3 separate regions of the Mus musculus genome follow, and all the other regions are linked to region 2. The links are chromatin loops, found by intact Hi-C in ENCODE. Cell type or tissue: left cerebral cortex. All regions are shown on one strand.

Region 1 (8,000 bases), 330 kb before region 2:
TTTATTACTATTTATTAATTTTATTTTGAAGGGTTTAGCAAGGACTCGGTGATTTCTAGGCAGCATGCTCCTAGGCTCTGGGCGAAGTAGCATTGAACGAACAAGACAGCTATCTCTGCTTCATGTGTAACGTGTGTTTGGAAAGGGTGTACTGGAAAACTGAGTCTTCAAGTAAACGAACAGAAACCTTGAGTTCTGTGATGGCCGACTTCCTATGCGGAAGGATTTTTTGCTGGTGAGTTTCATGTAGCCAGCCCAATATCAGAAAGTGGAGAAAAGAGTAAAGCATACCATGGCCTCTAGTCCTATGAACCCATTCTGTCATGTCATAGTATGAGGAAAAGAGATGACAGGTAAGTCCCAGTTAGAAAAATAAGCCAGGGAGGAAGCCATAGACCATGAGCCGTGGGGAGGCCTTTTGTTTTACAAGGCTGTTACAGAGTAAGTTATCTTGAAGAAACAGGAATTTAATGATAGGCAGAATTGTGTGAATGACCCACCCACCAGCAGAATATCAAGGCAGAGGGCCCAGAAGAAATCAAAGGCTCCAAGTTGGGAATATACATCAGTTGAACTACTATGGGGTTCAAGCCTGAGAACATGCTAGTGGTTTGAGATATTTTCTGGAATAAGTAAGGAGACAGAATGCTGAGACAGACAAAATTAAATCTTTGGAAACAGTGCTGGTAGGAAGTACTGGTGACTGTGTTGAGAACAAACCTTGGCACGTGAAGGAAGAAGCAACGGAGACTGACTGAATGGCTACTCCAGATATCCTGAATAGTGATATTGGTGACTTGTGGTCAAGATGGTAGCCGCTGAGGTAGTGAAAAACATGGTAAAATGTAAATATGCATTAAAGATGAGAACTTGGCATGTATTGATGTATTAGATATGATGATGAAAGAAAGAATGTAAAAAGAGCTATCAAGTAAATTTACCTTGAAAAATTAGCATAGTTGGTTTGTTATATCCTGAGATAGGAAACAAAAGAGGAAAGGAATGCATTATAAATGAATAGAGTTTGGATCTAGATATTGGATCAAGATATCTAGATGTAGTTTGGCTCTAGTGTTTGGTTTTGAATAATTAAATGGTTGTGTTTCCTGTCAAATGTTTAATGTTAAGAAGACTAATAGTGAGTTCAGAGATATTGGATCTAGAAATGGAATTTTGGGTGTTTAAAGCTTGGGTGAGATGTCCTAGTGAATGTATAAAAAAGAAGGACTGTAAGGCTAGGGAGGTTCAGTAGATAAAAGTCCTTGTTTTGCAAGCATAGGACTTCAGTTGAATGCTGCAGAATTGTAAAAAGCTGCAGCATATTTGGACACATCTGGAACCCCAGAATTGGGAAGCAGAGACAGGAGGATCCTGAGAGACCGTTTGCCAGCTACTCTTGCCAAAATGCCAAGCTTCTGTTTGACTAAGGGACTTTATTTCAGGGTAATAGGGTAGGGAACAAAAGAAGCAACCCTCAAATTCTGTTCCAAAGTCCACATGTTCACTTATGGGCACATATGCCTGCACGCTTGTATATATTATGTCCACATATGAAGCACAGTGTACAAATACAGAGAAAGAGAGAGAGAGAGGGAGAGAGAGAGAGAGAGAGAGAGAGAGAGAGAGAGAGAGAGAGAGAGAGAGAGAGAGAGAGAGAGAGAGGTGGGTGTGGAAGGAGGTAAGAGAGAGATTGGGGAAGTTTCAGAACTGCATCCAGATGTCCATGGCACATAGAATTTAATGACTTTATGAGGATCCAGCTAAAGAGTCTGCATCCAGTATTTTACCAAAGAGTTGAAAGCAGAAACCCCAAGCAAGCAAGCCCTTATTGAACAGTGTCTAAATGAACGGAAATGCACAATTGATGCATATACTTGTATACTGAGTATTAGCCTTGAAGGGCTGAATTTTTAATGTGTACTATATGAGCAAACCCTGAAGATATTTGGCTAAAGTGAAGTAAGGCATATAGAGAGGACAAATAAGGTGTGACTCCATTCTAAGGTCAGATAGGCAGAGTATTCCCATTCAAAGAATAAAGTGGTGGATGCCAGGGCTGTGGGGCAGGGAAGTGAAGGTTGTTACTTAGAGCAGAGCTCAGTTTGAGAAGATGAAGGAGCCCCATGGGTGTATTAAATGCTGGCGGTACCACAGTGTGCATTTTTTAATGCCTGAGACTTTTGTGAATCAGGTCTTGAGTAAAAAAATGAAATAAAATAAAATAACAAATAAAAGCATCCATGTCTCTTGAAATGCATTTAAGAAAGAGAAAGGAGTTGGGGTGGGGGATGGGGTTCAAGTGGTATTTCCTCCTAGGTGTTTATTTTCCTACTGAATAGTCCTATTTAGGATACCACTGCACATTCTTTCAAAATCTCCCTATATCTTAAACATGTCTTGCTAGTATTCATAAAGGACTGTTTATTTAAGGGTTGTCAAATCCCAAATAGCTCATCATAGGATTTGGATGCCTACATAGAATTCTCATAATGAGCTGTTATTTGGGTGTTCTACAACAGTGGTTTCAATGAATCATCTCCAATGCTCAGAGTTTAAATGAGAACTTTATTCATCGCCCCTCTTGGTGATTATCAGCAAATATCCTGACTTTGTCTAGATTTATCATTGTGTGGAACTGCAGACATAAACTCTGATGTAGATATTTGTGGGCTAGAAAGGACGAAAGAGAGAGAGAGAGAGAGAGAGAGAGAGAGAGAGAGAGAGAGAGAGAGAGAGAGAGAGAGAGAAAGGAAGGAAGGAAGGAAGGAAGGAAGGAAGGAAGGAAGGAAGGAAGGAAGGAAGGAAGGAAGGAAGGACACTTTATGCAACAAAATCAAAGGGCTCCTCACTTTCACTAACCAGTTAATGAGATCAACCTCTGACCCTTACTCTCCGCTTCAACCATTTCTTAATTCACCTCACATGCTGCACGAGCTTTTTCAGAGTAGGTTTTGTCATTCTATTTCTATAAATGTGTTTATGATTTTTTACTAAATGGAAGCAAAATAGAGCTAAAATTTCTTAGAATGTGTGTGTGTTTGACAGCTATTCACGTGTATCTTTAAATGTAAATTATATGGCATGGTTCCTTTTGATGTTCATTAAATTCCATATATGTCAGTAGTTTCCTTGGAAACAGAAACCTTTATATAACTTTGGTAGCAGAAACATTAGGATTCTGGGGTTGGTGAGAATGGGTGCCGATTTGTACTTGAAATCCTACAGCCGTTTTTACCTGAGCCTTACCTTCAGCTACATTTAATAGTGGAAAGGAAAAGACCCTGAAAGTGACCATTAAGGCACAGCATATCTTCTCTAATGGCTGGAAGCTTTTACTTTCTCTAAAGCATTTTTCAGATCTGCCATTTTTGCTGGGATGTTAGAATAGAATCCCCTTATTTGAGGCGATCTTAGTATGTCTCTTACCTGTAGTTAAATTTGAATTTTTGAGCAATTCCTGCGTTATTCAGTATATGTGCATGTCCATTTGTAAAATATAAAAAACTGAAAACATGTATGCTTAAATTAATGTTCTGAGTTTTTATTATGACAAATCTCTTACTTTAGTGCCTTCCTATCTAATAGTTCCCAAGGTACTTAGTTGTCTAGGAATGAAGGGATGCCACACCTCTCCACCTCTCCCAGGGGTGGAAAAAGGCAGGGTGGCAGACAATATGTGTGTCCTGGTTCCCAGTATCAAAAGCATTGCTTGTTGGAATTAGTTAAAGCCCAGGGATTTTTAAGAGGTTTTAGGTCTTGATGATAGTGCTTTTGTCTTATGAGATCTCAACCTATAAATAGTGTATTCAACTTGTAGAGGTACAGGGTAAATAATCTAAAAACATTTCTCAATTTTAATTATTTGAAATGAAAAATTATGCCATCTTGTGGTTTTCATTGTTAATATTTTTTAAAAAATAAGTCTATCCACTGACCTGTGCTCTAAAGCAGGGCTTCAATTGTGGGTTCTAATATAAAGATAGGAGAAATACTTGGGGAACTATTAAAATCCTGATGCTTGTCCACACCCAGATCAATTAAATTATGATGTGTGGTGTGGGTCTCAGACACTGTATTTCCTCTGAAGCTCCTTAGAGGCAAACTTGTGTTCAGTCAAGTCGGAGATGCATTTCTATGAGTGAAAGTTGCCAGCTAAAATGGATAATTTCTCTTTTGAAGACTGATTTCAGAATTATGATATAGAAAGACACTGGGAATTTTTCTACAATCTTTCCGTCTAGTGTTCTTTAAACCTGACTGCTGTTCTCAATTAAGAAAAATATGTGTGCCCTATGGTTTCATTTCCTCTGACTACATTGGAAGACGTATGGGTTAAGACTTCAACACATGAATTTTGAAGAGGCATAATGCAGCCAAAAGAAATATTTCTTCGCAGTATTTTTATGACCAAGTGTATGACTTTCTTCTATAAAGAGTAATTCTGACATAATAAAGAGAAGTGATCTGTTTTCATTACAATCAATGTGATTGTCAAAGGGCAAGAGGCCATGATAGTTGAGATCATTTTTAGGATCCATGTTATTGCTTTTCTATGTGGCTTTACTGGAGAACATTGCTTTTTCTGTTGCCACGAAGTTTTGTATGTCCTAGAGAAACTACCAAGTGTCTTTGTGCACTGTCAATGCCTAAGAGAACGTAGCTACTGCAGCACAAACTCTTCGGTGTGAAGCAGTATCCCCCCCCCCCCCAAATAGCAAGCTGTATAACCCAGCACATCATTTTCTATATAAGAGACTTGGTTTACTTCTCTGGAATGCAAGCTTAATCTAAGTGTTTACCTTACCTGGTTGCTATAGAGACCCAAGAATAAAATGCATGGCAAGTAGTCAACACAACGGTGACTTCATTGCATCTGCAAGATATACTTTGTCTATCATTATTAACAAATGTTGATAAAAATGTGTAGGTGAAAGCATGTTACAATTGGAAAATGTTCTTGTACATGGTAGAATTTTATGTCCTACTTTGGATTCCTTCTTATTGAGAATTGATTCCATTTTATCTCTGATCATTAAGTTGACCTTCAAAAATCTATTTGTAATATATTGACTATTTAAAAAAAATGAACTTAAAGCCTGGTTAATTCTATAGCCAGCCAACTACCTCTAGAGAACTGTTTTTGAAACTCTATTATAAGACTCACACTTCTTATTTAGAAAATGGTCCGGAAAAATTCCTGAACAGAACAGCAATGGCTTGTGCTGTAAGATCGAGAATTGACAAATGGGACCTAATGAAACTCCAAAGAAAATGGTCCGGATTTGGCAAGAGTTTAATAGATTTTTCTCAACAATCAAAATAATTTTAAAGCAGTTTGCTCCCAGTAAGGACATATTGGCATTTTCCCCCTATATTCTGAAGCCACTGAAGGGAAATCCAAAGCACTGTTTTGAAATAAAATAAAAGGTTTTGGGTCAGAAAGCCCCAGATTCAAGCCTTGGTATATAAGTTAGTTGAGAGTTCCCAAGAATGTGCCTTGGTTTGTTTGGGATGAGAGGAGCAGCTGAGTGGAACTGTTGGTTGCGTTTAACAATGGTGAAAAACAAGTTTGGCTTTAGGGGAGTACTCATGGCTCCTCAGCTGTTTACCTGTTGGTGTCTCATTGGTGTCTTCTCCGCAGAGCTAAGTAAGACAGATAGGTATGTATGCATATATATTCCTTACACTTCCTCCACTTGGAAGATGAGATTCTGAAGTCATTTGACATAACATCTAATGCAGAAATACTGGAATGTTAATTGACAGGTGATTTAAGGGGGGAGAGTGTTTTGGGGGAGAGATTTCAAAGGAAAGTGTTTTATGAAAATACCGAGCCTATCCATCCAATTCCTGACTGCCATTAGAACTCAGAGTAGATAGAGCACAGTGTTAGTTTTCGTGAAGTGGGCAGTGTGATTACAATGTTTGTGTTCCCTCAAAAATTCCTGTTGTTGCTGGGCATGGTGGTGCACGCCTTTAATCCCAGCACTAGGGAGGCAGAGACAGGTGGATTTTTGAGTATGAGACCAGCCTGGTCTACAGAGTGAGTTCCAGGACAGCCAGGGCTATACAGAGAAATGCTGCCTTGAAAAACAAAACAAAAAACAAACAAACAAAAATTCCTGTTGTCACTTAAGCACCTCTAGAATGGTATTAAGAAGGAATAACTTCATAAGTGTTTCCCCCTTCTTTCATGTGAGGACCCAGCATTCAAAGTATCCTCTTAAAGCAGAGGGTAGCCTTCATGAGACATTGAACTTCTAGCCAGATACTCCACTCCACCACAGTGAGATTCAAGGGTCTATTACTCTCAAAACTCCCAGGCTAAGGCACTTTGTTGTCACAGCCTAGATAGTTCAAGACCCTGAATTCTAAATATTGATATTCAGATGATGTAATGGCATTCGAAGAGACCTGTGATGCTGTCCTCCTTTCATGGACTCATATGCCACAGAGCAAAATAAAGGAGATGAACAAGGACTTCAGGGAGTGGCCTTTATATTTACCACAGTCTTTCAGAGTTATAGGCATATAAACCAAAATTGGTTTGCAGTTAGAATGTGTGACGCAGTAGAATCTGCAAGGCACCTTGGCAGAGTCAGAGAAATGGAAGAGTATGTTTCGGATTATTCTGAAAATTCAAAAATTCCTTTCATTTGTCATTCTGTCCTGTTTTTGAAGTGGCCCACCTCAAACACTTGAAAAGTACTTGACCCTTCAAGCACAGTGTTCAGAGGTGGGACTTTGGATCATGAAGGCTTTGTCTTCATCAGCGGATTAATCTACTGATAGCTTGATATTTAGTGGACTCAACAAGTTGATATGATTGTTGTAAATGTATCACTGGAGACTGTCCTTTGGGGCATTATCTTGAGCTGTAACTATCTCTATTATCTTTTCATTTTAGGAGGTCATGAGGTAAGTGATCTTGGCCACTTGTATTCTGCCCACCATGAGATTTGCTTTCCCTTGGTTCTAAAGGAATGGGTCCAGTGTAGCTTATACTGAAATCCCTGAAGCTGCAAGTCTGATTGAATATTTTCTCCCTTTAAGTTGTTTTTCTTCAGTATTTGCCTCAGTGAGGGTTTGTGTTCATTGCGGGGCTGATTCCAAATGAACGATGATTCAGGATTTGTTATTTCTGTTCAAAATTGTGTTGGCCAAGGTAACTTTCCTTTTTACAAATGTTAATTGAAATTGAATTTCATTATCTTTAGTTGAAATTAAGTGTGTTAGTCATTTTTTATATTGTGTGGATCATATTGTTTTCATCCTTAGGGAGCTTTATGTGGATTTAATAAGGCCTTTAAAAGTGTCATAGATTAGGACACATACAAATGGTTTGGGAAATTAGACAATTGTTGTTAGTTTTTGCACTGTCACACTGCCTAAAGCAGGAGTCAGTGAGTGAGCTTGTTTCTGTATGAATCATTCCATTGTGATATTATTTGAAAGTGAAAATATGTTTATAAGCCATTATCTATAAATGTTTTACTTGCAAACATGACTACTATATGAAAATCTAAATGAAATTAATTTAAGATTCTTCATTTTATACACATGCGCGCGCGCACACACACAGATAAAGAAGGAAAACACAACTTTATGTTTACATATTTTTAAAGTAACAATGCTTGAAATAAACTTTCCACATACACTTTTGGAAAAGAATAGTGCTCACAATATCAAAATAAAAGTCAATGATTGAATATATTTTTCATGTGAGTTAGTGGTTGATAGGCAATTATTTTTAAAGAATAAATTATATCACAACAAACTAGATTTAATATTTAGGTTTCAGGTCAGCTGTGCAAAATTTTATGATTTGAAATGATTGTGCTTCAGTCAAATAATTTATCTGAAGTACACTGTAGAGCATTTGAAATATTGTGGAAGTGTGACAAGAGCCCTTATTATTTTCCCCTTTTAAAGGGGAAATGTTACTCTAGTTTATTTAATATGGAAAGTCATGAAAGATTGAGTTTGTTCTGTAATGTTTT
Region 2 (8,000 bases):
ACTGTGACTCCACAGAGAGATGGCCTTCAGTGCTGCCCCCTGGTGTTGCAGCATGAGCAGTCCATAAGACAATTCTCTAGCCTGCTGTTCTCTTAAGGCTGAACTGGGGATAGGAAGAGGAGCTGGTAGGAGCAGCAGCAGAGTAGCACCAGATGACACTGGGATTCCAAAGAGTGACCAAGGTGAGGAACAAAGGTGCTGGACGAATAATGAACTGTAAAGAACAGGGAAGGGAAACTGGGCCGTATTTAATAGAAATCGTTACAAAGAAAGCTAAGCCTTAAGTTCCCAGGATCGAGACCTATAATACTAGGATTTTAGGTGCTCTGGGTCCTTACACCCTAAGCTCTTTCAGGAGATAGAGCACAAGCAGGCAATAGTGCCTTGCTGCTGATCACTGCTGCAGGAAGCAGAGGATCATGACAGCTGCCCAGTTCCAGACTACTGGTGGCTAAAGCTCAGACTGAAAGCCTGTCACCATGTCACCATACATCTTTAGCTTCTTAAGCCTAGAGCAGTAGAAGCCTGGCTCTCTGTGCTTGAAGCTATATAAGACATGGAGCATACGAACTCCAGGTCCCAGGCTCAGGTCCTCAGGGGGCCCAGCTTAGAACAAGGGAAGATCTTCTCTTCATCTCCCTGGGACTCCTGAGTAAGAGGACCCTGCCCAGTGGATGGGTAGCAGCCCCATCCCTGTTCATAAAGGCAAAGAGCAGCCAGAACCTAAAGAAGCCTCTTCTTCCTGGACACTTTGGCCCAGTATCTGCATATTTTCAAGTGAGTTCATACTGGTCCCCAGACTCATGGCAAGCAAAGGATAGAGGGCCAGCTTGTGGGACTTCAAAGGCCTCTCTAAAAATAAGCCTGTCTTGTGTCTTGCACATGCTCCCTGATACAGTAACTTATAACCTTCTCATGGGAAGTTGATTTCCCAGTATATGGACAAACTTGCAACAGTGAAGTAAGGCTCAGTAAGACAGCTCAGATCTAGGGGCAAGAGGAAAATCTGAAATTATGTCTGATTTGGCTGATGCTAAAAGCCCACCCGAAACCAACACAAGATGTTGCTGCCCCTAACGCTTTGTCTGAAACAGTGACTTATTTGGAAACTTTTACCCAACTTCAACAATTCTTTCTGTCCAATGTTTGGCCTTTTCCCAAAGACTCAGGTCAGAGATGATTTATGTATCTGCAGTAAAATGATTGGACTTGCAGGGCCCGTCAGAAAATGCCTGAGAGTCCAAGGTCAGACCATTAAATCTACCTGTACATTTCCGTGGCCTCATTTTTTTTTTTTTTTGTAGTTTCATTGTAGAAAATGAGTTAGGTCATTTAAAAGCATCTTTTATTTAAAACAAATGCAGGGCACAATTAGAATGCTTTCGTGAACTATGCTGAATATAGTAGATGCCAATCTAGAGGCTGTGCTATCCAAAGCAGTGGGATTAGAGAGGTGCCTGGAAGGAAGGACAGTATTTTTAAAGGCTGTGCTTTCTTTTAAATAGCTGGAATCTGGGGTACCTCTTCCAAGCCCTATGGATTTAATGTATAAAATCTTGGTGAAAAACAAGAAGAAGTCGCACAAGTCGTCAGAGGGAAGTGGTAAGAAGAAGCTTTCAGAGCAAGCTTCCAACACCTACAGCGACTCCTCCAGTGTGTTCGAGCCTTCGTCTCCAGGAGCTGGTGAGTGAGGGGCTGCCAGGCTCAGGATGGGTGGATTCGCAGATCTGCTGCTCTGAAATTGGCCTAGAAGGGCTTTCAGCTTTCAGCTTTCTCTCTTTGGATGGTTTATGTTGTGTTGCTTTTCGGTGGCACTCTTAACCACAAATTCTGTAGGTCGAAAGGTTTCTGAGAAAGCTTCTGGAATAAACCGAAGATGTCTTTCGGGAAGCTCTTAGGAAGGATTTTTCAAGCCCTAGAGGCCACTCACACCCACCGGCTCACAGGTCCCCCTCCCTCCAGCTTCCAAGCTAGTCATGTTGTTGTATCTCTATAGTCCTTCCTCTGTGGTCACTTTACTCTCTGACCACCACTTGAAACTCTTGTCAGCTCATAGCCTCAAGTTATCGGTTAGGCCCACTGAGAGATTTCAAGGCAGTCTCCTGCCTCAGCCTGATGTCAGATAAGGAGTCAGCTCATCTTTGGGTAGGTATTACACTGGCTTTCACGTGAGGCAAATCTGCTTTTCAGCAGAGTCTTGCTTCTAAACTTCATCATCGACCACATCAGCAGAAGGGAAGACAAGAGATTGGCAGACTTCTAATGCAATCATTGATGGGTTCTGGGCTTTGCAGTTCTCCCCTGTGTTATAAAGCACTTAAAAAAAAAAGAGTGAAGTGACAAATGACTTGCATTGTTTATGAAAGGGATTGGCATTTTTTTCTTTCACATTAGTTTGAAACTGACCACTTGTGAGACAAAAATTCAAAGGCCATTGGATTTCTTTGGGTTATTTGCCATTGAGCCTAATTTATTCCCCCTTACCCAGAATCCTGACAATTGCAGAGAGACAGAGAGAGAGAGAGAGACAGAGAGAGACAAAGGGAGACAGAGACACAGAGACAGAGACAGACAGAGAGAGAGACGGAGAGAGAACAGAGGATGGGAGGATAGAGGAAGAAAGCCAGGAAAGGAAAAGGGGGATGGAAAGACAGAATAAAGATACTTAATATATCAACCAAAACTAAACACATGCACTTCCCCTGCCCAGTTCTATTCCTAGGGAGAGAGCTAACAAGAAATGGGAAATGGGTAGTGATATTTATCAAGAGATGGAAAAATTGCTATAAGCAATATTATTAAAAATATCCAAACACTGGCAGCAAGCAATCCATCAGCTGATTGCAAATCATGGTTTAGTCATACAAAGGAATAATGTATATAATGAGAGTGATTTACAGCTATCCACAGAAGCATAACTGACTGTGAACACAGAATCCAACAACAACAACAAAAAAAGTATACTATCTAGCTCCATCTGTATGAGTATAAAAAGCAAACAAAACCAAGATAAGCTGTTAGAAGTCAGGGTAACCGCTAGCCTTAGACAGAACTAGAAGGAAATCTAGTTTCTTCTGGACTCTAGACCAGACTTCTGGACCAGTCTATTTTCTTTATATTTTGAAAATCCATGTATTGCTCATATGTCATGCATTTCCCCATGCCTATCACACATAAATTAAAAGATTTTTAAACAATTGGAATGTTAAAATATAAAGTGGGGCAATCAGAACATGAACGTGGCCAGCTTAGTTGGTTGGTTGCTTGCTTGTCTGGTTGGGAATTTGGGTCTGTCTTGTTTGAGCCTCTACTGTGCTCTGACCTTTTGCAGACTAGGCAAGTGTCCTACCTCTCTGCTGAGTGTGTCACACCTGCAAGCCCTGACTAGGCCTGGTTTACCTTTTGTCTTATTGTCTGTCTCACTTGTCAACTGCTCTTATTATTTAAATTGACACCCTAAGGTACAGACAGTATATAAGTCTCTCAGAAGGTCTATTCCCCTCCATGGTTCACAGATATGTTTTTTTTTTCAAATATCATGACATCATTCTGATTTCCTTTTGAAAATTTTTTCTCAGTATGATGTGAGGATGATCGATCATCAGAAGTCTCTTCCTTTCCAACCTGTCCTAATGTGCCTTCCTTTGCACGTGGGTGCTTGTGGGTATTTGCGCCATCTGCTTTTATCTAATCCCATTTCTCTCTCCCATTAACCAGATACATAACTCTAATAATAATGATTTCTACAGGCAGTGAACACAATTGCTTAATACAGAGAAAAAGCAGCAATCTGTTAGCAATTCTGTAGGTTCCCTAAGCTAGCCAGGAGTGAGTCGTGTGCAATCGGTATTTATTGCCATGTAGTTTTGGAGTCTTTAGTACGTAAGTAGGCCCCAGAATAAAGAGTTCTGATAATTTATCATTTGGTTTGTGGATGTTCCCAGTACCAGGAACAAACACATAACATGGATCTTATTTTAAAGCTAAGTCAGTCTGTTGCCTGGATGCCTCTTCTGGGAGCCAACCCTTAGCCAGCACACTTTCCAGAATGAACAAGGGTCAAGTAAGATACCACTTTTGGGTGTTGTTAGTGTTGCTTTTAAAAAGGGTATTATTTTTTTATGGTTCAAATAGATTTCTCCAGGGTCCTCTCAAAGTCTTATAAGAGAAGCCCCTTAGGTATGTACAGCCTCTGTGGTGACTTAATACATAAAAGACAGATCAGTATGGTTTTGTTTTTCTTTGTTAAGCTTGCCAAAGGAAGAAAAAAAAAAAAACAGGTCTTTGCTTTCACAGTAGAGGCAGACGAAGTTTTTTTCTTCCTCATACAACCCAAGTTACAGCCTGAACGTGTATTTGAAATGGTAATTGGACAATTGTTTTGTTACATGAGTCATTTTGTAGAATGTTCCAGCAATCATCTTTTCATGTTGCTTGATTAAAGAACACATCCTTCATTAAAAATAATAATAATACAAAGAAGTACTTCAGGAAATAAAATGAATATGAAATATTAAGTAGCAACCCCCTAAAACAACGCATCTGTTATACAGCAGGGTGCATTTTTAAGCAAGTATATGGGGTTCGAATAATTATTAAGTCAGCACCATTAAGGACTTATGTGGCCCTTTGTAACAGGCCATCCAGTTATTGGTCACAGAAGTCTTTCTCCTCTATAGAAGTTTGGTGCCTACTTTCCTCACTACCATCCAGTAATTGATTGACCTCTGTCCCTCACATGAAAACACAGAGTTGCTTCTTGGAAGGTAGTTCTGTGGGCACTGTGTCATCCATGCTGCAGAGTGTGGCCAACTTTTTAGAAGGCCCCTCTGGGAGCAGGTACCAGGCACTCAGTTCTGCCTCAGCAATGAGCTCATCCTGCCATCTACTGGAATATTTGTGCTATTGCAGTGGAAAAAACTGAAGGAGGGGAGGGTGATTGAAAGAAAACCGACTGTGGCTGCTTTCCTTTTCCCTTGAAACTATTTTTACACGACTGAAAGAGTTTGAAGTATAGGGGAAATTAGTACTTAATACTAATGTGATATTTTGAATAAATTATCCATTAACTCTAGGCAGAAGGGTAGAATCAACCAATTGCAATGACTGGCTAAATGTGACGCTAAAGTAAGTCAGATTAGCATAGATTTTTAAGTGTAGTGATTTTAAAGCTTAATTTTCTATTTTTATTGCTTTTCAATGTTTTTTCTTCTTGCATTAGATTATTTCATCTTGCCCTTTTAAAAAAAAGAATGATATCATTTAAAAAAATCTTTATTGGTTCCTTGAGAATTCCCTACAAAATAGTGCTTACCCCCAACAATTCCCAGATCCACTCTCCTTTCTCCATCCTTCCAACGGGGTGTTCCATTTCTTTGTTTGTTTTAAATTCTTCAGTACCAACTTGTGCTGCCCAAATATTCTTGCATGTGCAGCCTTCTGCTGGAACACGATCAACTTACCAGGGGATTAAACTCTCATAGAAAATGGACTGTCTGTCTTCCAGAAGTCATTAATTGCCAATAGCTCCTCCTTTAAGGGTGACACTTCATGCTCCCCTCCCTTCCCCATGTTTAGATTTTTGTCTGGCTGCCACAGCTACTGTGAGTTCACAAGACACCGTAGTTATCCACTGTCTCAGGCTCTCACACTCTTAGAGCCGAAGAATGCTGTCATGTTTATGATTGTAGATTATTTAGATATGATGATTGACCTGCACTTGGCAGTTCTCAAGTCTTTGTGTGTGCTACCATTTCCCCGCAGTTTCTGATTTCATTCATAAACTTCTTCAACCGCTGTGAAGTCATTTTATTGGAGAAGGTTGGTCCCTGAGTCCCTGAGCTGTGTGCTGGCCAGGGGTTACTTCAAAGGGGCATGACTGAGGACTGGACAGAAAAACAAATGAAAGCAGGGCTTGTCTCTGTTAAGGTCATGGAGATTGACATCCACGAGAGAACATGTACATTATAGTAAGAAGCACAGAGAGAAGTTTCGTCTAAATGTCAAGTTAAGTCTCTGTTACTAAGAAAATGTAAATCTTTGGGGAAAGAAAACAGCAACTTTAAAAGGAGCAGAATGTCAGCCTTCCGAGTGCATGCCCTGAACAAAGTTGGCAGTGTGCTTTTGCGAACTCTTTGAACTTTCAAATACTGAAATTGTGATCTGTGATTAAAATTTGACAGGGGAAGCAGATACGGAGAGTGATGACGATGACGACGACGATGACTGTAAAAAGTCTTCCATGGATGAGGTGAGTTACGGATATCTTACGATTCTCTTCTGCCATCTAGTGGGCAAAAGAGATAGGCACAGGACATTGGATTACCAACTCCATTCCCCATCCCCACGACCAAGGCAATTAAATGATTTGTCCAATGGTCTGAAATCCAGAGAGAGTATAGGGTTTGAAGGAGTGTTCAGAAATGTGACCGTGATTCCATTGTCTTGATTTTGTATCAACTGAAGTGATGTCTTGATATTAGCTCTCTAAAGGATGCTGCCAGCTCAAAGTAATAACTGCCCAGAACTCAAACAAATCAGTGATAGTTCAATGAGGACTTCAGGATTTTCTTTCAGTCAATATCACAAAATTTATACGGTCTCTGCATTCAAATATGTTCTTAGAGGCTTTGGCTCTGTACTGGCAGCCTTATAGTAAATAAAAGCAACTCTTCTCTTTTAAATATTCATTTGTTTACTGAGGTGTTTGCTAACTTGGTTTTGTGACAGGATGCTATCATTAGGCAGCCCTGTCTGACCTGACTTAACTTTGTAGCTCAGGCTAGCCTCAAACTTAAAATCCTCCTGCTTCAATATCTAGAATGCTTGGAGTACAGATGTGTATTAACTACAGATAGCTCAATAAGCATTTTGTTGTTTGTTTGTTTGTTTGTTTGTTTTTGAGACAGGATTTCTCTGTGTAGCCCTGATTGTCCTGGAACTAGCTCTATAGACCGAGGTTGGCTTGAAACTCAGAGATCTGCCTGCCTCTGCCTCCTAAGTGCTGGGATTAAAGGTGTGTACTACAACTGCCCAGCTTAATAAACTATTCTTATTTGGCACCCTTTTCCTTATGAATGAGTCTCACTGGGTAGCCTAGGATGGTCTCAAACTCCCGGGATAAAGCAGTCTCTCCATCTCAGCCTCCGTGTAGCTGAAACCACACCTGGGAACCGCGGTGTCCAGCTTCATTTAAAATGTGCTTTTTATGTCCCCACTAAATTTCCTCTTGATTTCTAAGAGGAGCACGGCTGTAATAACTGAGGCTCCATCTGTCTGAGAGTGGCTTCAGGGTACACTTGGATCATTCCAGAATTGCCTATTTTTAAATGAATATTTCCCAGTTGGCATTTAACCAGAATGTTTCTCCTAGAGTTTTCACAAAGAAACCTCATCTCTATGCATTTTTCTCTGCTAAACTAAAAAATGAGAAAATATGAGACCCATCTCTAGAGGCCAGTCTTGTGCAAGTAACGACTGCGGGTTTCCTTTATTAAAACTCGTATTATAGCATATGTAATTGCAGATAGCATCTAAATTAATGCAAGATCTCACTATTTGCCAAGCACGGTTCCAAGCTCACTCCTCCCCCTTTCTTTCTTCTTTCCTCCCCCCATGCCCTCTTTTTTGAGACAAGTTTTTCTCTGTGTAACCCTGGCTGTCCTAGACTCAAACTCAGAGATCTGTCTGCCTGCCTCTATCTCCTGAACGCTGGGATTAAAGACAAGCACTACAACACCCAGTTTCTTTTTAATCCTACTTGTAATAATTATAAAACTTGACATGCTATAGGGCTGATTTATATTTCTAATTTTGCTGGTGATTAAACAGCAGGTAATTTACTTGTCCATAGTGGAGCAGCTTCTGACCAGCGGGCTTTGGATTTAATATCAGATGGCTTTGTTCTGGGACCTAAACCACTATATTGCTGTCATACAGCACACCCTTACACACAGGAACCAATGAGGGAGGGGGAATGTTTATCACAAACTAGAGGAATT
Region 3 (8,000 bases), 420 kb before region 2:
CTAGGCCATCTTTTGATACATATGCAGCTAGAGTCAAGAGCTCAGGGGTACTGGTTAGTTCATAATGTTGTTCCACCTATGGGGTTGCAGATCCCTTTAGCTCCTTGGGTACTTTCTCTAGCTCCTCCATTGGGGGCCCTGTGATCCATCCAATAGCTGACTATGAGCATCCACTTCTGTCTTTGCTAGGCCCTGGCATAGTCTCACAAGAGAGAGCTCTATCTGGGTCCTTTCAGCAAAATCTTGCTAGTGTGTGCAATGGTGTCAGCGTTTGGAAGCTGATTATGGGATGGATCCCTGGATATGGCAGTCTCTAGATGGTCCATCCTTTTGTCACAGCTCCAAACTTTGTCTCTGTAACTCCTTCCATGGGTGTTTTGTTCCCAATTCTAAGAAGGGGCAAAGTGTCCACACTTTGGTCTTCATTCTTCTTGAGTTTCAAGTGTTTAGCAAATTGTATCTTATATATTGGGTATCCTAAGTTTCTGGGCTAATATCCACTTATCAGTGAGTACATATTGTGTGAGTTCCTTTGTGATTGGGTCACCTCACTCAGGATGATGCCCTCCAGGTCCATCCATTTGCCTAGGAATTTCATAAATTCATTCTTTTTAATAGCTGAGTAGTACTCCGGTTTTTTTAAAGGGTGAAAAAACATGAAGGTGGATTGATAAGGAGTGGGGAGGCTCTGGAAGGAGTTGAGGGACAGAGAAGAATAAAACATACCATATGAAATTTTCAAAAATAAATACAGAAGAAAAATGGACATAGTGTGCTCTATTTTGTAATTAATTCAACAGTAAATATTGTATCTCTTTTTTTTTCTTTTTTTTTGGGGGGTGGGGTGGGGTGGGGTGGAGTGGAGGGTGTCAATACAGGGTTGCTCTGTGTAGCCTTGGCTGTCCTTTATCTTGCTCTGTGGACCAGGCTGGCTTTGAACACACAGAGATCTACTGCCTCCTTCCTAAGTGCTAGCATTAAAGGTATCCACCACCACTGTCTGGCTAACATCTGATTTCTTCAAGTGCAAAGAAAATATAAGTTTTTGTTTCATTATCTCTTCAGATTCCCATGCTCATTTTCCTAATTGGCCTTTTTTGCACCAGAAACAAAGAAGGTGCGGACAGTACAGCTAAAAGCTTTTGCTCTGCCTGTTCATGATTTCTGAATACATTTTGTGATTTCCACCCAAAATATTCTCCAACATGTAAGTAAAATGCATAGAAGATATTCCCTAACACTATTTACTTCCCTACTGATTTTTCTTTAAGAAAAGCAAAAGAAAAGGAACTTCAGAAGAATACAGACAAATATTATTATCCACCTTTCTTTGTGTTTAAAAATAATCACACAGAGGAGAAGGCACAGATCGCCTTAAAATGCCTATAGACTGTGTTTGTGGTGGTAGTGGTTTAAACATTTTGGTGGATTGTTTTTACTGCAAGCCTCACAGTTGGTTTATGTCCCAAGAAGTTTCAGTGAAATCTCTTATTCTTTCCTTTAATCGTATTTCCTCCTATAAAGTTAAAAATAACATCATGATAGAATTGTTGGAAAGAGGACATGTTAGACAAGACTCTAGCTCCTGCACTATGGGTCGTGTGGCTTCCTAAGCTACACTGAGCTACATAGGTGAGAGCAGCTATGGCCCCTGTGATATAGGGACTGGCCTCTCTGCTATGCCGGTGTCCTCAAACTTAGCTTCTACCCTCATGGTCCAAGATGGTTGATTCAGCTCCAGCTTCATAGTCACCAGCAAGAAGCAGAGAGAGAAAGGGACTCTACATATTGCAAGAGGTCAGGTGTATCACCTCCACTGCCAATTCCATGAACCTGTGGTTAGTCACACAAAAGGATACTGAGAAATTTCATCTCAATTTTATAGTCTTATACCTAGCTAAAATAGGTAGTTCAGTTAGTACTCGAAGAACAGAGGCAGGGTATTGGAGGCTATCTGACAGGCTGACACAATATATAAAACTCTAAGGAAAATAAATGTCATTCATAAGTCTTCCATTTTTGAGTTTAGCATACTTCCTCCCATTACTTAGTGCAGAACAGAATTATGCTGTACAGTGTTTAGTACTATCTTTCTTTAATTTAGTAAGATGCCCTGAACACTTATTTCCTCTAGTAGTTAAGGTCCATCAACATACTACTTTAAGAGGGGCATAGTATTATATACTGGGTATATACAAGCACATTACATACTTCACCAAATTCATATTTTTCAGTATTTAGATTTTTGTAATTGTTTTAAACACATTGGTGTTTAAAAATTATTTTGGTGAATGTCTAAGGTGCATAACTTGGAGCTACAATAAATATTGTAAAATGAGCCATCAGAAAAGAACATAACAAGTTATACCCCAAATTTATGTATAAAGATATTCACCATCTGCATTCTCCCCATGATTAGATAATATTTTGGCATGAATTATTGTTTGAAAATTATTGTTTCCCTCTGTTTTGTTATGATCATCGTAGGACCTTTAAAACAAGTTCTTGGTAATTTGTGTATCTAGATTAAGATTTCTCCATATGATATTAGTCTATTTTAGTAATGGATTTCTGAAAAGCCTATGATGAGGAGACAGTTCATCTTTGCATATATTTTCTCTACTAACTTAGAGGAGGCCTTCTGTTTCTTAAATAATCATTTGCATTCCTAGAAATTGTATCTGCTAATATATATGGAACAAATACTTTTCCCTAGTGGGGCATCGATAACTGGCTTGCATGAGTGGATAGTTCAAAATGGAACAGACAGCTAATTACCACACATAAGGGCCCTACTGCTCACCGCTGGCCTCGGCTTCTTTGAAGCATATCTTTCTCATTCGAGCCTTGTTTCTTGACTGACCAGTGCATGTTTTTCAGTGTTAAGTTTGAATGCAGTCATGCATGTTACACTCCCTGGCTCATGCACACAGGGAGCATTCTGACTCTCCTATGGATTTACAATAACAGGGTTCTTCCTTATTGACGTTTCCCATCAACACACTTTCTCTGTCTTCTGCATGAGATGCGTGGCATAACAACACTGGAATTTTATGTCTTTAAAAGAAATTGTGGTGTTTGTTTGTTTTTTTCTATCATGCCAAGGATGTTTGCCCTTCTCTTGAAATATGAAAAAGTGTGACTCTGTATATGATGGAAAGTCATTGACAAAATATTCTGGAATCCAGGGAAGTATTTTAACTCCTCAGGCTTGCCATAGTTCCTTGAACTCTGCCCACATCTCTTGTTTCTGTGGTCTCTAGTCTCTTGTTCTAGGCTTTTAGTAGGGGCTACTGGTCTCTTTTGCTTGTTCATTCTGGGTCAGTACAAAAGGCTTGCTCCTATAGCTGGTGCTTTGGTTTTGCGTTTTACATTTGACTAGTTTTATGTGCACTTTCTAATATGTGCACTGGTTAATGTGTTGATTTTGCTTTATCTCCTTTGCTAGTCTGGTCTGCTCAGCCCTTGTCTTGCCTCTGTTTACATCTTACTCTCTATTTTTCTCTTCTCCTGGTCATATGTTCTCTTTGTCTACAGAGTCTCTACTTCAGGATCTATTGACTCTTTAAACCAGATGCTTTGTTTGTGTTTGCCCTGGTAGATATTCTTCCTAAAGGTATGCTCTTTGTTCTATCCTTACAAATATAGGTACGCAGGTAGAGCAGTATCATTAAGGATTAAACTTGTGACACTCCTTTATTTGTTATGTAATAATACATACACATCATTGGACTGTTCAAGTAGGTTTAATATTTGACCATAGATATAAAATAATAATGGCAGGAAATTTGAAACTTATGACATCTCAATCTTCCTTCCTTCTTTTCTTCTTTCCTTCCTTTCTTTATTTTTTCTTGTAGAAGTGCCCCTCTCAGCTCTTAACCTGGAATAAGAAAGGAAAATCCATGTGTTTATATTGCTAGTTTATATATATGTGTGTGTGTATGTGTATATATATATATATATATATATATATATATATATACATGTATAATTTTACTTTTAATTCAAGAGAAATTTATAGTGAATTCTTATAATAGATAACATTCAAAATAGTATAATTTCTTCAGAAATCTTTCTAATGTTATTTATCAAATATTTCTTGCCTGTTCATAAATGGCTTTGTTTGGTCTATTTCTCAAAAGATGACAATTCAATGCTAAATATATATGCTAAATATTTGCACACACACATATATACATGCAGTTACATAATTCTATAGTATCTCACATTGCATATGACAGTGTAATATAATATAGTGTAACATGATTTTATACATTTGTAAATTTATTTGGCTCAGTATTTCATGGGTATTTAATAACATAAAATTTATGATTTGAATATAGGAGACAAAAGGCCATGAGCATGTTGATGATAACAGCAACACCAATATCCCATCTTGTCCCCAGGAGGCTTGCTGAAGCATGTGGGGGAGGGACTGGGAACCAGATGGTGCCTGTGGCTGGCAGTCAATGGCTCCTGCTGCGATGGAAAGCAATTACTCAGTACCAGTCCCCTGGGAGGCTGATGACAAGGCAAGCATGTTCCCCACATTCATCTATACAAGGTGTAATAATTAAGCCAACAGAATCATAGTGTCTGCCTGAAGGGTGTACAAAGAAGCAGCAGGGACCCTCTTGGCTTGTTCATCACCTCCATGTTACCTCCACAGACTAGTAATTACTCAAGGGGTTTATGGCATTTACATGTGACAGCAGCCTTTGCTGCTGTAGTACCTTTAAGGTCCAGTGGGCAGAAGAAACCGTGTTTATAACCAGTGAAATGTAAGCACTGAGGGCTTGAATAATTTCCCTGATATCATCCTTCAGAAAGATTCTACATGCCTTGACAGGGAGGAAGATGAAGATGCATTCTAGAGTTAGCCACCATGGTGCTTGTCACGGGCAGTACCATTACATATATGTTCTCTGAACAGCAGGATTTTTTCTGTTGGAAATGTAGCTGTCTAGTCTTCATCTCCCAGTGGTAGTGGACAAAGACTAAGCAGCCGATTGGTTCTCTTAAATTAGATGTGAGATCTCGTGCGGAGTGACCCATAGGCTGCTTTCTTCCCCAGGCTGGAGATTAGAAACACAACTGAGCGGAGAGCAGTGTTGGGTTGCTGAACAAGGAGAAGGTAATGAGCAACTCAAGTTGAGGACAGATTTAGGGTGCTGAACTGGGAGTGAAGATTTACAAGAGCCTAACAATTGTGCCAATAAGGCGGGTTGAAAAATAAGCTAATGTGTTTGTGTCTTTTACATGCACATCTGAGGGAACCTGGGCAGGGCTGTTAATGAGGTCCACCCTGAACTTGAAGTGGGGTAGTAGCAACTCCATGCTACACCTAACCAATATATTTGGAGTTCTTGGCAAATCCTGAAGCCTGTGTTTCAATGCTGTCTGTTCTATTCTTTCCTTCCCAAGTCCACACCCTACCAGCGAGTTACACCCTAGAGCCAGCTTCCTCTTCTTGGCGAAGGCTTCAAGTAAATAAGAAATGACTGTTCATCTTACAATCTAAGACTTTCCCTCGGATACTGGTAGAAAAAAAAATTCAGAAGAAGAAGGGGGAAAAAAGAGCTGTTATATCTTATGTTGGTTTTCTCTAGAAGCAGAGTGACGGACTGGAATCAGCATGTAAGGGAGCCACTGAAGACATGTTCTCAGGAAAGAGTCTGAGAAAGGCAAAATATGCTAGCGAAGAACTAGCAAATCATAGGCTGGAGGTCAAATAGTTATATGAATGGAGAAAGTTTGACAGAGTCAGTGACACGAAAGAATGTGTGGTTCATAATGGAGGTACTTAGCTGATTGTTGAAGATGGGCCTCAGCACTAGTACATTAGTTGAGATAATAATAGCACAATTTGATGGGGGATGCTAAGACTGTTCAGCTCTGCTCAAACACTTGGCATGTGCCTTGACAGAGCTTCTGAGGCTGAAGTGTGTACCAACTTCCCCCAAACCTTGATGAAATGTAGTCTTGTTTCAGAAAGTTTGATGGTAGCATTTCTACTCAGATACCCTGGAAAGGTGATGTGCTTCTCCTCTGGCTACTGCATGTATTCTTTACATTTTGCAGATGAGGAACATGAGGCAGAGGATAGCCAAGCCACCTGGTTTAAATTATAGAAGTAGGAACCAACTGGGGTGTGGGTCTGCCAAGCCTGGCTCCTCTGGGCTATTCTGAAATGCTCTAGTGGAAGGTCTCCACAGAAAGGTGAAACTGGAAATAAATTGGCGCAGCCAACAAAGGAAAGACAAATGTCCCTGTGGTGAATCCCAAGGTGAGTGAGGCCAAGCCACTGGCCAAGACACTCACGGACAGCCATGACTAAGTATGACTCAGAGAGCTTGGTCTGCTCCTCTCCCAGTTTCCCTTCCAACTTCCTGGGACTCCAAACCATTTGGCTGCAGCTTGTCAGTGTTTCTGAGTGGCTCAGAAGGAACTAATCAGTGAGTGTCAGAGCCTCTGAGAGATGAATGGCAGCAGGTATAATTTCTCAAAGATCATTCCTTTTGTCTTTTTCCGTATTCCAACATGTAACGTAAAAACAGCAGGCAACTGGAGATTTATGGCTTGATTCATTCTAATTGATTTCTTGGCTTCCTTGGGTCTAATTAATTTTTTGCTGTGTCCCCTAAAATGGTACAGCAGGCTTCCTAAAAGCTTCAAGCACACAGCTGCTTCCCAGTTTCTGAACATCTAAAACTTGGTAGGTAAATAGAAATCGATTTTGTTTTTGAAACCCAGACAGAACAGAGGGAAATAGGCTGCAGAATGCATCAGAAGACCACGAATGACATTTATTTCAGTTCGCTAAGGAGGAGACTTTGAGGCAAGACTTGAGTGCAGTTACTTTTGGGGAGACAGTGCCAGGAAACCCTTTTGTGCCTTGGAGGAGTGAGAGAGGGAACAGAAATCACAAACTGTGTGTGTTTCAAGGCAGTTGTTCCTGCCCTGGCGAGCCAGGAGGTCTTGGGAATTTTCTAGGAGATAGTCTGTGTTTTCTGCTTCAAGCCAAGGAAGGAGTCAACTGTGGGGCTTATCCTCCAGTTCCATCAGTCATGGTTCAATGGCTTGGGGGGTCTGACACTGACACCCAGTCTTGAGCCTGATGTATCGGGCAGACAAAGCTATGAGTGCTTACGTTTGGCACTGAGGAGGTGAGTCCGTGCAGAAATGGTAATTGAGCAAGGTCCATAGACAGCACAGCTCAGTGTCCTTTACACTGTCTGAAGGTAAGCTGTGCTGCTTTGACCTTTTTGTGCATCAGTAATCTGCCCTACCTCCCCATGCTTCCCTAGCCTCCTGCTTGTTACCACCATCTGTGGAACTGCAAAATCTAGAAGACCTTTACATTGACTTGGAGAAACTAAGGCAGCTGTGCACTTTAACCCCATTTATGAGGGTTTGAAATACTGGTATGTATCATAGATATGAGTTGTATGCATTATAATTATAAATTATAGCTGCTGGCAAGGTTAGGCAGACTAGAAAGTGTTCAAGGCTTTCCTTCATTCAGTTATTCTGAATCCTTCACAATTACCAGTCAGTAGCATTTTAGTGGGGAGGCGGGGTATGGGAATAAACGAATGCCCAGCCAAACTGAAAATTGAATAGAAGCTTATTTTGGGCAGTAATTTTTAATGGGCTTAAAATTTAATCTGCAGAGTGCCACATTTGTGTTTCTCCTTGTTAGGACTGAAGGAGGAATAAAAGAGTGTGTTCTGGGCCAACACTGAGTTGGCTCCATCCAGACCAGTGCCTACAGGGTCCTAGTGCCTACCTTCTTGAATGGAGCCCCTCAAGCATTTCTGTGAGCTTCCTGGCCCAGCTGCTATTGCTTACCTTGTCCTGCTCATGGGGAGAAAAGCAGAAGGACACCACTGTGGTCACCAAGCCTAGGGTCAAGGTTCAAGAAAGGCTGGGGGTCTCCTGGGGTCCTCATTTCATGTTCTCATGCAGACTTGGCTACTTATTAGTCTGTTGCCTTA

What was found. Peaks named below come from ENCODE experiments on the same cell type or tissue, not always from the same donor. Only the 100,000 strongest peaks of a DNase experiment are listed, where the experiment ranks them.
Region 1: it touches region 2 in a loop (2.6-fold over the local background); 10 of 42 quality-filtered maps call a loop at or near these places.
Region 3: it touches region 2 in a loop (2.3-fold over the local background); 2 of 42 quality-filtered maps call a loop at or near these places.

Annotation. Positions count from the first base shown.
Region 1 is chr2:134,993,972-135,001,971 of GRCm38, forward strand. The region is part of intron 3 of Plcb1 (phospholipase C, beta 1); the gene reads left to right. Among named protein-coding and RNA genes, the nearest start is that of Gm39941, 80 kb to the left of the region's middle. In left cerebral cortex, a CTCF peak has its summit at 3,878 (motif pointing left); a DNase peak (open chromatin) is centred at 3,078; H3K4me3 peaks cover 289 bases; H3K27ac peaks cover 950 bases.
Region 2 is chr2:135,324,118-135,332,117 of GRCm38, forward strand. Plcb1 (phospholipase C, beta 1) reads left to right here. Exons shown (of 32, transcript NM_001145830.1): 14 at 1,506-1,683; 15 at 6,183-6,250. Among named protein-coding and RNA genes, the nearest start is that of 4930545L23Rik, 110 kb to the left of the region's middle. In left cerebral cortex, CTCF peaks have their summits at 43 (motif pointing left), 4,893 (motif pointing left), 5,094 and 6,304 (motif pointing left); DNase peaks (open chromatin) are centred at 23, 4,858 and 6,283; H3K4me3 peaks cover 308 bases.
Region 3 is chr2:134,906,519-134,914,518 of GRCm38, forward strand. The region is part of intron 2 of Plcb1 (phospholipase C, beta 1); the gene reads left to right. Among named protein-coding and RNA genes, the nearest start is that of Gm39941, 7.0 kb to the right of the region's middle. In left cerebral cortex, a CTCF peak has its summit at 4,728; DNase peaks (open chromatin) are centred at 4,483, 5,457, 6,341 and 7,727; H3K27ac peaks cover 2,911 bases.